Linked DNA regions of Homo sapiens: region 1 is linked to region 2. A link is an interaction called in ENCODE POLR2A ChIA-PET data of the cell type or tissue named here. Cell type or tissue: PC-9. All regions are shown on one strand.

The links. Peaks named below come from ENCODE experiments on the same cell type or tissue, not always from the same donor. Only the 100,000 strongest peaks of a DNase experiment are listed, where the experiment ranks them.
Region 1: POLR2A ChIA-PET joins it to region 2 with 11 read pairs; 2 of 35 experiments call an interaction of 5 or more read pairs at or near these places.

The regions. Positions count from the first base shown.
Region 1 is chrX:68,586,916-68,590,915 of GRCh38, reverse strand. No RefSeq gene overlaps it. Among named protein-coding and RNA genes, the nearest start is that of STARD8, 59 kb to the left of the region's middle. In PC-9, no CTCF peak of the experiment used is centred here; a DNase peak (open chromatin) is centred at 1,735; H3K27ac peaks cover 1,250 bases.
Region 2 is chrX:68,679,221-68,683,220 of GRCh38, reverse strand. All of the region lies in intron 2 of STARD8 (StAR related lipid transfer domain containing 8), which reads right to left. Among named protein-coding and RNA genes, the nearest start is that of STARD8, 34 kb to the right of the region's middle. RefSeq lists an enhancer at 2,388-2,888 and a silencer at 3,131-3,307. In PC-9, no CTCF peak of the experiment used is centred here; no DNase peak of the experiment used is centred here.

The DNA of each region.
Region 1 (4,000 bases), 92 kb after region 2:
ATTGGAGCTTCATTGTACATTATTTGCTTCTTTTCTCTTGCTGCTTTTAGGATCCTTTCTTTATCCTTGATGTTTGGGAATTTGATAATTAAATGCCTTGAGGTAGTCTTCTTTGGGTTAAATCTGCTTGGTGTTCTATAACCTTTTTGTACTTAAATATTAATATCTCTTTCTAAGTTTGGGAAGTTCTCTGTTATTGTCCTGTTGAGTAAACTTTCTATTCCTATTACTTTCTCTACCTCCTTCTTAAGGCCTATAACTCTTAGATTTGCCCCTTTGATGCTATTTTCTAGATCTTGCAGGCATGCTTCATTGTCTTTTAGTCTTTTTTTCTTTTGTCTCCTCTGTGTGTTTTCAAATAGCCTGTCTTCAAGCTCACTAATTCTTTTTTATTATTATTGAATTTTTAGATACATTTGTAAGCAGAAAAACTTGCTAATTCTTCTGCTCGATCAATTCTGCTATTAAGAGATTCTGATGCATTCTTCAGCATATCAATTGCATTTTTCAACTCTAGAATTTCTCCTTGATTCTTATAATTATTTCAACCTCTTTGTTAAATTTATCTGATAGAATTCTGAATTCCTTCTCTGCGTTATCATGAATCTCTTTGAGTTTCCTCAAAACAGCTAATTTGAATTATCTGTCCGAAAGGTCACATATCTCTGTTTCTCCAAGATTGTTTCCTGGTTCCTTATTTAGTTTATTTGGTGAGGTCATGTTTTCCTGGATGGTGTTGATGCTTGTAGATATTCACTGGTGTCTGGGTATTAAAGAGCTAGGTATTTATTGTAGTCTTCACAGTCTGGGATTGTTTGTGCCTGGCCTCCTTGGAAAGGTTTTCCAGGTATTCAAAGGGACTTGGGCACCAAGCCCTAGAGCACTGTAGTTTTTGCAGACTCATAGAGGTACTGCCTTGGTGGTCTTGAATTTGATCTGGAAGAATTCTCTGGATTACTGGCCAGAGACTCTTGCTTTTTTCCTTTACTTTTTCCCAAACAAAGGGAGTTCTCTCTCTCTCTCTCTCTCTCTCTCTCTCTCTCCTGAGCCACCTGGAACTGGGGAGTGGTGATGCAAGCACTCCTGTGGCCACCACCACTGAGACTGCACTGGGTCAGGCCTGAAGCCACCACAGCACAGGGCCTTGCCCAAGTCCCTTCCCTTTCAGTTGATGACTTCCCCCCAGACCCCAGGTATGTCCAGAGATGCTGTCTGGGAGCCAGGGATCAGAGTCAAAAACCTTTGCAATTTTCCTGATGTTCTATTCTACTGCAAATAAGCTGGCACTCAAGCCACAATACAAAGTCCTTCCTGCTCTTTCTTCCCCTTTCCACCAGCAGAGGAGCCTCTTCCCATGGCCACCACCACTGCTCCATGGGGGGTTCTGCCAGGCCACCACTGATATTTGCTTAGACCCCAAGGGCTCTTCTATAAGCTTGTGGTGAATGCTGCCAAGCCTGGGATTCACCCTTTATGGCAGTGGACTCCTCTCTTGTCCAGGGCAAGTTCAGAAATGCTGTCTAAGGCCTAGTCCTGGACTCAGGGTCCCCAGGAGCCTGCTTGTTCCTTGACCCCACTGTGGCCGAGTTAGTACCTAGGGTGCAAGGTAAAGTCACCTTTATTTTTCCCTCTGCTTTTCTCAAACAGAACTAGTCTTTCACGGTAGCCACCACACTGGAAATGTGCTGAATCACCCCCAGAAGCCAGCACATCTCAGAGCTCAAGGCCCATGGAGTACTGCCTGGTTATCACTGCTGGTTATTCAGGGCCTGAGGGCTCTTTAGTCAGCAGGTGATTAATCCTGCCAGTACTGGATCCTTCTGTTTAAGGCAGTGGGTTTTCTTTTGGCCCACAGTGTGTCTAGAATTTTCGTTCAGGAGCTAGGACCTGGAATGGGTGCCTCATGACTTTGTCCAGTGCCCTATCCTACTGTGGCTGAGCTGGTATCCAAGATGCAAGACAAAGTCGTTTTTACTCTTCACTCTCCTCTCCTTAAGCAGAAGGAAGGAGTCACTTTCGTTGCTACAAGCTGCACTCCCTGTGGTTGGGGGAGGAGGGGCATAAGCACTCCTTTAGATACTTGGGTGTTGTCTCCCTAGGTCATGTGCCACCCTAGTTCACTGGCTCTAAGCCCAGCCTATCACTAGGAATTGTAGTCTTTGTGCCCTAGTCTGCCATTCAAGGTTTACCTAGGACGCCAGAGCACTTCAGTCTGCAGTTGCAAGGCTTCTGATAAACTCAAGTTTCCACCACTGGACTGGGTGATTCCCCTCTGATTAGGGCTGGTCCAAATGCTCCCTCCGTGCATGATTGCTGGCTGAGCCTGGCACGGTTTTATTCTCTGCTGTGACAGGGCAGGACTGAGTTCAATGTAAAGTCCCCTAGTCACTGTGTTCTTCCTCTCGCAAGTGCACAGATTCTCTCTACTGCCAGGGGATGAGGGAGGGGTGGTGTTGGTGACTTAAGAATGTTTCTCCTTCCCTCCTCAATGCCACTTTCCACAATATGTAGTTAAAACTAGATACTGTGAGTGCTCACCTGATTGTTGGTTCTTATGATGGTGCTTTTCTGTGTGCAGATAGTTGTCAAAAGTTGTTTCAGTGAGGGGAATAAATGATGTAGCCTTCTATTCCGCCATCTTGCTCCACCCTCTCTGGTGTTATCCTTTGTATTATGTTTCTTAAATATTTGATAGAACTCAAAATTATCTGGGCCTATAATTTTCTTTCAGGAGTAAGTGTTGATCTTGTTTTTATTTAACTTATTCTGAATTGAAGAGCCCTTTCAATTTAAATAGTCATGTGTTTCTTCACTTCTGAGAAATTTTCTTCTTTAAAAAGTTATTGGGCCGGGCATGGTGGCTCACGCCTGTAATCCCGGCACTTTGGAAGGCCGAGGTGGGTGGATCACGAGGTCAGCAGATCGAGATCGTCCTGGCTAACACGGTGAAACTCCTGTCTCTACTAAAAATACAAAAACATTAGCTGGGCACGGTGCCTGTAATCCCAGCTACTCAGGAGGCTGAGGCAGGAGAATGGCGTGAACCTGGGAGGCGGAGCTTGCAGTGAGCCGAGATCACGCCACTGCACTCCAGACTGGGTGACAGAGCAAGACTCCGTCTCAAAAAAAAAAAAAAAGTTATTGCATCACTTCCATTTTATCTGTCATCTTTTTAAGAACAACTACTAAACCAAAGTTGGACTGATTCTCCATGTCTCAACTTTTCTCTTGTTTTTTAGCTTTTTCTGGTTTTGCTTTATGTTCCTTGACTTCATATTATAAATTTATAATATAAGTAATAAATTTAAAGCATAAAATAAATTTTTATGTAATTATTTTTTAATTTCTAAAAAGTCTTTCTTATCCATGATTACTCTTTTGTTGCAGCATTCTGTTCTTGCTTTATCAATTTACTATATACCTGAATCTCTGAATGTATGAATTTGAATATCATAAAAGCTACACTCCTTGTTCTTGAGTTCTCATTCTCTTTTTCTCTCCCCATTTGTTTAGTTTTCTCATTTAAGACCTACCATTTTGTACTTTTTGTTTGCTATTCTTCCTAGTCAGTCAGAGACCCAGTCTGAGGACGCAGCCATTATTTCTTTTTTTGGAGACAGAGTCTCACTCTGTTGCCCAGGCTGGAGTACAGTGGTACCATCTCAGCTCACTGAAACCTCCAACTCCCAGGTTCAAGCAATTTTCCTGCCTCAGCCTCCTGAGTAGCTGGGACTACAGGCACCTGCCACCACACCTGGCTAACCTTTGTGTTTTTAGTAGAGATGGGTTTTCACCATGTTGGCTAGGCTGGTCTCGAACTCCTGACCTCAAGTTATCTGCCCACCTAGGCCTTGCAAAATGCTGGGATTACAGGTGTGAGCCATTGTGCCTGCCCCCATTATTTCAAATTATGCTAGTTGCCATGAAAGAAGGAAATAGAGTCTTATAGGTTCTCAGTCCTCTGGCTCAAAAGTAATAGATGCCACTTCCATTCATAAAT
Region 2 (4,000 bases):
CCTACCTACCTCCACCACTTCCCACCAGGATGATTGATTTGATTATTGGCAGAAGCAGGCCTTATTCCAATTAGAAGATCAGCTCCTTGAGGGCAGTGACAAGGGGGCTCCCTGCTGCCCCTTTCCCTATATCGATGCTAATCCTGGGGCTGAGCCATGCACAGGGCTGGTCCAGCGTTCAGATTTGGCAACTGACTGTTTCCTGGCTGGTGGCAGTCTCTTGGGCCTAGCACCTGTTGAGCTGGTGGATACAGCACTAGCATTTCACACAGGAGTCCTCTGCCACACTCTGTGGCAAAGATCTAGCTTTAGAAATGGTTGCCCATCACCTACAGGGACAAGTCCACACTTCTAAGACTGGCATTCAAAGCACCCACAAGACTGCCCAGTTAACGCAGGTGGCATTCCCAGAACACACCTCCTTAACCCACCAAATGTGTTACATGTGCACTTCTCTCTCACAAGAATGCTCATCCTTATTTCCTTTACTTATTTCACAAACATTTATATGGTGCTTTCAATGTGCCTGACTCTATCCTCAGCTCTTTGCACATTTTAACTCATAAAGTCCTTACAGAAACCCTGTAGGTACTATTATCCCATTTTACAGATAAGGAAATGAAGACATGAAGAGGTTAAATTATTTGCCCTATCTCCTATACTTGGTAAAGTCCAACATACCAGTTTAGTACAGTATCTCCTATGAATAGCATAAGGTGTTCCCTTTCTGGGTGACTCCACAGCTCAGTTACATCAGCAATCATTCTATATCGAGTTTAATTATCCATGTCTTCCTGCCCAATAAGGGTTTGAATTCTCTCAGCCAGGGGCTGTATTTTATTATTAATGGCATATCCATTGCTCAGGAAGGGATTTGGCGCAGCATTAGCACTTGAGAGGATATTCATTAAAAGATTGAATGCACTGGGCGCAGTGCTTCACGCCTGTAATCCCAGCACTTTGGGAGGCCAAGGTGGGCGGATCACTTGAGGTCAGGAGTTTGAGACCAGCCTGGCCAACATGGTGAAACCCCATCTCTATTAAAAATACAAAAATTAGCCAGGCGTGGTGGTGTGCGCCTGTAGTCCCAGCTACTCGGGAGTCTGAGGCAGGAGAATCACTTGAAACCGGGAGGCGGAGGTTGCAGTGAGCTGAGATCATGCCACTGCACTCCAGCCTGGGTGACAGAGCGAGACTCTGTCTGAAAAAAAAAAAAAAAATTGAAGAGTAAGTGAGTAGGTGGGTGGGTGAGTGGAAAGCCCAGGAGCAACCTTGACCAAACCAAATGGTGGCTGAGAGATTTGAGGTTTTCTTTCCCCCATGTTACTGAGGAAAAGAGCATAAAAATGACTCAATGACCAAGCATGAAATGCAACCACAGGTGGTGAGAGGGGAAGAGAGAGAAGACCTTCCCCCAGTCCCACCATTGGTGTGGCTGGACCAACCCTGGCACCCTGACCACAAAGCCATTGGGCCGATGAGGCATCTAGTTAGCCATGAAAGCCAGCAGCTCTTGGAGTCTGCTGTGGAGAACTGAGCTCATTGGCTTCTCTGTTTCCCCTTCAAAGGCTGCAAGCCTGCCTCTGCAATTCAGAGGTTCATATGGAAAAAAGAGAAGGGCTTAGATATCTCCCCAGGGAGTTGGGGTTTGTTGCTTTTGGTCTCAAACATTATGTTTCAGTGAACTTACTCTGTCCTTCCGTTGCTGGCCACATGCACTTGGCAGAAAAGTAAAGGGGAGTTTGGACACAACTCTGGTCTCAAGTCCTGACTCTGCCATTCAGTAGCTGTGTAACCTTTGGCAAGTAACTGATGCTCAGTTTCTTCACCTAGAAAATGGAAGATTTTTTTTTCTGCCCTGTAAACCTCAAGATAATGGATTTGAGAGCACTTCGTAAGTGGAAAATGACCAGACACAGGTGGAACCACAGTGGGAGTGCTACTTCTAGCAGCGTACGGCAGCTTTCCATCAGAAGGCCCCCCAGTCTCAGCCTTTTGCCTGTCTCTACCTTGCTATGGATGACTAAGGCCCAATCATTCACCTTTTCTGGGCTTTAGTAAAATGGGAAGGATAATTCCTAGCCCTTTGCGGCCAAGTCTTAGAAGGGTTGCTGGATGGCAGAAACAGTGTATATGTGTGCACATTTTACCAGCTCTAGAGAAGGGGCCCCTAAGAACTGCAACTCTCAAAACAGCCTTAGATGTGAACATCAGCTTCAACACTTACTAGATGACATGTCATAGAACTCCTCTGAGCCTCAGTTTCCTCACTTGTTAAATGGAGACAGTAACACCTACCTCCCTGAACTATTAGGTGGAAAGAAGTGTTTGTCAACAGAAAAGTCACCACTTACCCCTTCACCCTGCCTCGCTGCTTTCTTCTTGCCCTTGTATCACGTAGGCCACTCAGGTCTGATGCTCACTAATTCCTTCTGCCTTTATCTGGGAAGTAGTCACAGTGCCCACCTACAGCGGCCCCCACCCCCACTTCCTGGCCTTAGTACACACACCTTCCCCTCAGTCAGAGCTTGCATAAGCCCCTTTTCCTCTTCCTGTCACCTGGCAGGGCACAGCACCAACACACAGTAACACATGCCTTGCAGTCTGGCTCAGGATTCCAGGGCTCTGTCCATTCATGCAAACTGGCCTTGCCAGAAAGAAAAGCTGCTTTGGTGTCAGAGGAGCGTTTTGCAGTTTGGAGGTCAGTACTCTGCCTCCTGTGTCCTCATCCTTGCCCTCTTGTGACTAGCCAGGGGCCCTGTTTGTTTCCATCACTTGGTGTGTCCCCCTCGGATTCTAGGCCAGTGCCTGAGAGAGCACCGAGTGGTCAGGGCTTCCACACAAGCCCAGCCTGGAGCTGGTGGGTCCTCAGAGAGCATCTGATCCATGCCTGCCCCACGTGGGACAGATGGAGATCCTGAAGCCCATCCAAACAGAGGCAAGGAACTCAGGGCCTTGCACTTGAGCTTTGTCTTCCAGCATTTGCCCCTCCCCTGCTCGGCCCTGCAGATTGTCTTCCAAGGCTTGCACGGAGCCTGAGTAGCTCACGAGATCAGGTCAGAAGGGATTCCAGGGAAGTCCTGAGTTCTCGAAGAAGTTCTCTGGAAAAATTTATCCTATAATTTCTCCTCAGGGCGGTGTCCCCAGGTAACCCATGCCAAAGTCCTAGAGACAAAAGTTGGCGACGCACAGTTTCTTAGATAAACAGTGTTGGCAGTGGCATGCCTTGAACAGATAGGGGTGCACATACATGGAAGCTGTGAAAAGGGCGGAGCGTCAAGTCTACCCCTCTTACCTCCCCCACCCCAACAACAATGGGTTGGAAGTCAAGCTGCCATCCCAGAACCCTGGAGGAGAAGGGGAGTTGTGGTAATGCCAGCTCAGGCCAGGAGCCCAATCGGAAGGCCTAGATGGTGGGATTTGGCCCCAGTCAGCTGCATCCCACAGAACAGACACCTAAGAGAGAGGAGGCTACATCCCTTGTCACAACAGAACCCCAAACCCTGTGCAATGAGAGGCCCCATGTGGATAGGGCTTTGTCTCATCTTGACGTCTGCATGGCCCCAGCAGCATATGAATAGTCAGTGGGGCTGCTCACATCGGGGATCCCCCTTCCCTCCTGCTCACTCTCCTTTCCTAGCTCTTCTTTGCCCAAGCTTGGGATGTTCTGTGTTCTAGTTTAACCAAGGGGGCTGTTCTCTTTGACCAAGTGATTGTCCCTTCATGCCTGGTACCCCACTCTGCCTTTGACTTGTTGTTTAACCTTGGGCATGTTATTTGCTCTCTCAGAGTTACAATGTCTTTATCTGAGCATAAAAAGTTTAGATGGACTAGATCAGTGGGTGGGGAAGAGCCTCAAAGCCTATCATAGGGAGGCTGGGGGAGGGGAGAACAGGGAACACTGAGCCAGGAGTCTCCAAGTCCCACCCCTACCCCACCTTGCTTCAATCAGAGCCATGCTGTTTTTATTTGTTTTGTTTTATATATTGGGGTGTCACAT